Linked DNA regions of Homo sapiens: region 2 is linked to region 1. A link is a contact called in ENCODE Hi-C or POLR2A ChIA-PET data. All regions are on one chromosome and are shown on one strand. The core of a region is the stretch at or near the end of the contact, and the rest is flanking DNA. Distances in the headings are between cores, read along the strand shown. Region 1 overlaps LPIN2 (lipin 2). Region 2 has its middle 24 kb from the start of LPIN2.

What was found. Hi-C counts contacts between places; a loop is a spot of excess contacts on that map. ChIA-PET counts read pairs that join two places held with the same protein, here RNA polymerase II (POLR2A). Pooled maps may share reads with other maps.
Region 2: a map with no recorded cell type shows a loop between it and region 1 (7-fold over the local background). The contact joins two enhancer-like sites. A Hi-C loop is called at or near these places in 1 of 168 maps with a recorded cell type or tissue (Panc1), 3 of 37 single-sample maps with no recorded cell type and 5 of 50 pooled maps. POLR2A ChIA-PET finds 5 or more read pairs at or near these places in 4 of 52 experiments (IMR-90, PC-9, activated CD4-positive, alpha-beta T cell and 1 more).

The regions. Positions count from the first base shown.
Region 1 is chr18:2,957,568-2,960,646 of GRCh38, forward strand. All of the region lies in intron 2 of LPIN2 (lipin 2), which reads right to left. Among named protein-coding and RNA genes, the nearest start is that of LPIN2-AS2, 7.9 kb to the right of the region's middle. RefSeq lists enhancers at 407-566, 2,751-2,850. Within about 2 kb of position 1,589, at least 15 of the 41 ENCODE cell types and tissues checked have a DNase peak (open chromatin) inside an H3K27ac peak, as active enhancers do.
Region 2 is chr18:3,035,971-3,039,049 of GRCh38, forward strand. No RefSeq gene overlaps it. Among named protein-coding and RNA genes, the nearest start is that of LPIN2, 24 kb to the left of the region's middle. RefSeq lists a silencer at 3,021-3,079. Within about 2 kb of position 1,546, at least 14 of the 41 ENCODE cell types and tissues checked have a DNase peak (open chromatin) inside an H3K27ac peak, as active enhancers do.

The sequences.
Region 1 (3,079 bases), core at 339-2,838:
TACAGAAACTGGTCCCAGAGATATGTCCGTTCCTTTGACAGGGAGACTAAATACTGATACTTCTGTAGGAAGCTCTCTCTCCACTGGGATTGATGAGTTAACAGATTGTGAGCCTGGAGGTATTGGTGGCCATTTTACATTAGAGAGAAAACAGAAGTGGAAGCAGAGAGCAGAGGTGGGGAAAGAAAAAGGGAATTCTGACAGCAAGCTTTTTTGCCTAAGCTAGTAGAGGGTAAATTTCTGTTATCAGCAATGAAAATAGTTTTAATACACTGGGTTATTTAACTTTGATAAATAATCTGACCAGGCGTGGTGGCTCACACCTGTAATCCCAGCACTTTGGGAGGCCAAGGCGGGTGGATTACCTGAGATCAGGTAATCCTAGCCAACATGGAGAAACCCCATCTCTACTAAAAACACAAAAAGCAGCCAGGCGTGGTAGCACGCGCCTATAATCCCAGCTACTCGGGAGGCTGAGGCAGGAGAAACGCTTGAATCAGGGAGGCGGAAGTTGCAGTGAGCAGAGATCGCCCCACTGCACTCCAGCTTGGGCGACAAAGCGAGACTCCATCTCAAAAAAAAAAAAAAAACAACAAAAAAAAAAAACAGAAAAAAGAAAAAAAAACTTTTATAAATAATCAAGTAATCAGCTTTTTCTGATATCAATAAATTTTAAAATATCAAGTACACATTTACCTTCTAAAAGTAAACTCCTAAGTTACTAAATTTACTGGGAGTACTGCTGTTCTACCAAACAATTACGTATCAATGGCAGTGGGAAAATTATTATACTACATCTCTCTAAACAGTGGTTTTAAGGTGGTCATGATTTCAAATTCACTTCATAGGTACACCCGTATTTGAAAATTTGGGGTCTTACTTTCACATCAATGGCCAGCTTTCCCTAACCCAAACTGACTTAAAATAAGACAAATAGTTAATGCAAATTGCCAGTGTATCTCAAAGTAGGCATGATTTCAGTTTTACTCTCACAGTTTTTCAGTTTTCTCACAGGAAAGCTGTTTTGGTAAATCAAATGGCCAAATTTCCTCCCAAACATATTCTTTGGGTTTCTGAGATACTAAGGGAGTAGGAGGAAAAAAATTCTCTTTTCCTGTGTCTCATGAGTACATTCCTATTAAAAATGCAACGTTTTGACAAGATAGTAACACAACGATTGTGTAGCTTTTGCACAGGAATTGTATTATTTCCTAAATTAGAGGCACACAGCAAGCAGGAAAAGGTGTTTTATCTACTTGGTCACCATTTACAGATGCATACATGCTTATAAATACATCTGCCTTCAGGTTCCATTTTGAAAGGCCAGACACTGATCCAATGTGATAAAAAACAATCTCAGCAAAAAAAAAAAATAATGATGATGATACCTTATCAGCAGTTTTACAATAGATCCATACACAACTAATGGGAAATTTCAGTTTGTTGCCAATTCCCCCAGAACAGGTCCAGTCTGAAAGTACTATTGGTGTTACCACAAAGAAAGAAAAAATTTCAGAGAACCTAAACTATGGCTAAATAACACTGTTTTGCAATGGAAAGTTTCTAAGTCCCTAAGTAAACTGCAACTGCTTTTGCTTTCTAAAGGGTGACTCTGAACAGAGGCCAGACCACACAAGCCCTGCTACCCTGAAATGTGGTTCTCCAGTGGAAACTGATTTTGTAATACCTAGAAATGAGATGTTTTTCCTGGAGGAAAAAAAGAAAAAGAATATCTAGTTTTGTGAAATCCATTTTCTTTCACTCTCAAAATAACATTTAAGTTTAATTAAATAGAGGGAAATTTCTATTTAAAGCTCAGCTATATAAAATAGCAAAAAGCTGAAAATAAATGTTTTCGACTTACACCAGTGGTCCTCTACCACATACTTTTAGGTCTGTGCCAGAAAATGGTGAGGCTCTTTTGTTGTGCTTTAAAATGTTGACAAAGCCTTTCTATGTTATTTAAGTAGATACTGCGAGGCAAGAATAGAAAGAGAAATCTGTGTACCTGCCAAGTGTTATTACTAGCTCTGTTTTCTAATTTGATTGACATCAGATATACTAGCAAAACTTCCAGCTGCTCCATAACCTGAAGAGGATAAGAAAAACCTACACAAATATCTTCTTCCTGAATGAATCTTCCCTAAAACAAACAAAAGTCAACCAGCCTATGGTCTGTTGGTTAGCATTTCAGTCAAATATGGGGACAAGTCCTGGTATCAACAACAGAATTTAGATTACAAAAGTTTTTACAGCTTTGTCAAAACAAACAAAATGTGGCATTAATTAATTTCCTTTAAAAAAAAAAATATGGCCAGGTGCGGTGGCTCTACACCTGTAATCCCAGAACTTTGGGAGGCCGAGGCCGAAGCCGGTGGATCACTTGAGGTCAGGAGTTCGAGACCAGCCTAGCCAACAAGGTGAAACCCCGTCTCTACTAAAAATACAAAAAATTAGGGGGGCATGGTTGCACGTGCCTGTAATCCCAGGCACTTGGGAGGCTGAGGCAGGAGAATCGCTTGAACCTGGGAGGCGGAGGTTGCAGTGAGCCAAGATCACACCGCTGTACTCCAGCCTGGACAGCAAAGCGAGACTCCGACTCAAAAATGTGTGTGTGTGTGTGTGTGTGTGTGTGTGTGTGTGTGTGTGTGTTCTTGATTATACCCACCTATTCCATTTACAATTAGTATGAAGGTATTAGCCTAAGTATTTAAAAATACTATATAAGGTAAAGGAAATTTTTCTTTTTCTAAATATGTCTAAGTTCCCCCATCTAGTTTCTGTTTTGCTTTTCTGAGTTGCAACATGTAAGATTATTATAATAATTTTCAGTTTCCCTTTCCCTTGAAGAGACTTCTGCAGTCGAGCTTTGTGGTTTTCAAAGTAACTTCAAAAGCAATACATAAAGGTTGACTTCTCGTAACATTGTCTCAACATCATTCAGGTTAAAAAAAAAAAAAGGCCTAGAAAACTCACAATAGCGATTTATTCATAGAGGATGACTTTTCTACTCCTTGAGGACACTCACTCACTTTCTCTTTGAATCTCAGGATGACTTTTCCTCTCCTTGAGGACACTC
Region 2 (3,079 bases), core at 296-2,795, 78 kb after region 1:
TGAGCCATTGCACCCAGCCTACTCTCCCATCTTACCGTCCTGCTTATTTTCTCTTGTAATTATCTCATTTATTTGTTTGTTTGTTGCTTGTCTTGCCTTTAAGGCTGCACACTTCATTTGAGCAGGATCTTATCTGTTTTGTTCACCAATGCACCTGGGCACATAGCATAGTGCCTGACACTTAGTAGATGCTCAATTAATATTTGTAAATTCTTTTTTTTTTTTTTCCTTGAGACAGTCTCACTCCGTCACCCAACCTGGAGCACAGTGATGCAATGTTGGCTCACCGCAACCTCTACCTCCTGGGATCAAGGGATCCTCCCACCTCAGCCTGTGGAGTAGCTGAGACTACAGGCACGTAGTCCCACACCTGGCTAATTGTCGTATTTTTTGCAGAGATGGGGTTTTACCATGTTGCCCAGGCTTGTCTCAAACTCCTGAACTCAAGTGATCTGCCCACCTTGCCCTCCCTAAATGCTGGGATTACAGGTATGAGCACCATCATGCCTAGCCAATATTTGTTAATTCGTTAACCAAACCTCTAAAAGCTCAATGAAGTTTTAGTTCTAGCCTAAAATCTATGCTGGTAAAACAGGATAAATTGGTGGCTTATTGCTCACATGTCAGAAGGCTCCTTTGTTTTATAAAAAGATTCAAGGCAGATTTCAAAAAGAATTAAGCTTCACTTTCAAAAATTCCTTTTATGTTCAGATTTTCAGGAACATGGAAACGGTATTACAGGAAGTGATCTACATCTTATCGCTCCCACATGTGCAGCATTTAATATGTAAAGATTGCTAAAGATGCTATGTCTCCCAAACTGTGTGTACTTCTCATTAAATGTTTTTCTGTCTCCTTTCATTGGGAAAAGCCATAAAATGGCAAGGCAGGTGAATAAACAGCAGTGACAATTCTTTTTTTTTTTTTTTTTTGAGACGGAGTCTCGCTCTGTCGCCCAGGCTAGATAGAGTGCAGTGGTGCGATCTCGGCTCATTGCAAGCTCCGCCTTCCGGGTTCATGCCATTCTCCTGCCTCCGAGTAGCTGGGACTACAGGTGCCCGCCACCACGCCAGGCTAATTTTTTGTATTTTTAGTAGGGACGGGGTTTCACCGTGTTAGCCAGGATGGTCTCGATCTCCTGACCTCGTGATCCGCCCGCCTCGGCCTCCCAAAGTGCTGCGATTACAGGCATGAGCTACCACGCCTGGCCTGTTTTATTTTATAATTGTATGAAGAATAAAGTAAATTAATGTTTATAATAACATATGGTATAGAAATTCCTAGGAGCTGAACTAAAGCAAACTAAAAAACAAACAAACAAACAAACAAACAAACAAAAAACTTATAATGAGTATTTGTGAGTTAGGCATATTTTATCTTTTAGTATAAAATACAAATATAATTTTGTATGGATATCTCTAGTTAATTTTCATTCATTGATTACTCCTTACATCACTTAAGTCAGCAGGTTCATTTCCTTTTGAAATATGCTGATGCAGAAAATAGCAACTAACTGAGCCAGTTTTGTGACCAAAGATAGCTAGTCACAGTGGAGCTAGTTGGGAACAGAGCACAAAGCCCTGACTCACCGTGTAGCCTTTCCTCGTTGTGAAACCTTTCTCCTTCCTGTTTACATTTTCACTTCAGCCAACATATATTGCGTACCTAGAAGGGGGCTAAACATAGCACAAGGTAGAAACCAATAAGGCCTGGGCTGTTTGGCTTTCCCTCCCAGGACTCATATAGTAGGATCTTCCCTCTAACACAATAAAGGAATTTGGATTTTGTGCAGCTGCGAAAGGACAAATGCCCACTGCAGGGCTAAAACTCCAAGCAGAAGTTATCAAGTGGAGGCAAACATTTTGCTTCTTGGAAGTTGCTCTTTATTAGACTTTGGTGGTAAAGATATGTTAGTTCCAACTACAGATTAAGATGTTTATGGTCTCTTACAACCATATTGTTTAGCATTTCGTGTTTGGACTTTTTGCAAGTAACTTACAAAAGAAATTGATTTTTTTACACAATAGCAAAGAGGATTTGTTCGTTTATTTATTGAGATGGAATCATTCTGTCGTCCAGGCTGGAGTACAGTGGAGTGATCCCGCCTCACTGCAACCTCTGCCTCCTCAGTTCAAGCGATTCTCCTGCCTCAGCCTCCCAAGCAGCTGGAATTACGGGCACCCGCCACCACACTCGGCTAATTTTTGTATTTTTAGTAGAGACGAGGTTTCACCATGTTGGCCAGGCTGGTCTCAAACTCCTGACCTCAGGTGATCCGCCCGCCTCGGCCTCCTGAAGTGCTGGGATTACAGGCGTGAGCCAGTGTGCCCCGCCTGTTTATTTATTTATTTTTTGAGATAGGATCTCTTCGGCTGGGCGCGGGCTCACGCCTGTAATCCCAGCACTTTGGGGGGCCGAGGCGGGTGGATCACGAGGTCAGGAGATCGAGACCATCCTGGCTAACAGGGTGAAACCCCGTCTCTGCTAAAAATACAAAAAATTAGCCGGGCATCATGGCGGGCGCCTGTAGTCCCAGATGCTCGGGAGGCTGACGCAGGAGAATGACGTGAACCCGGGAGGCGGAGCTTGCAGTGAGCCGAGATCGCGTCACCGCACTCCAGCCTGGGCGACAGAGCGAGACTCCGTGTCAAAAAATAAAAAAGAGAGATAGGATCTCGCTCTGTCACCCAGGCTAGAGTGCACTGGGGTGATAATGGCTCTCTGCAGTCTTGACCTCCCAGGCTCAAGCGATCCTCCACCTCAGCCCGCCTCAGCCTCCTGAATAGTTGGGACTACAGGCGTACGCCACCATGCTTGGCTAATTTTTAATTTTTTTGTAGAGATGGAGGTCTCACTTTGTTGCCTAAGCTGGTCTCAAACTCCTGGGCTTAAGGGATCCTTTTGCCTTGGCCTCGCAAAGTGCTGGGATTACAGATGTGAGCCACTGCACTCGTCCAAGAGCATTTAAACATACATTAAATCATACTGCTACCCAAAAGATTTCTTCTAAGTATTCAAATTTTCCTAACCTCTAATCTCTGTGGCTTCTCTGAGTGTGGCTGTAATTCACTGGATAATA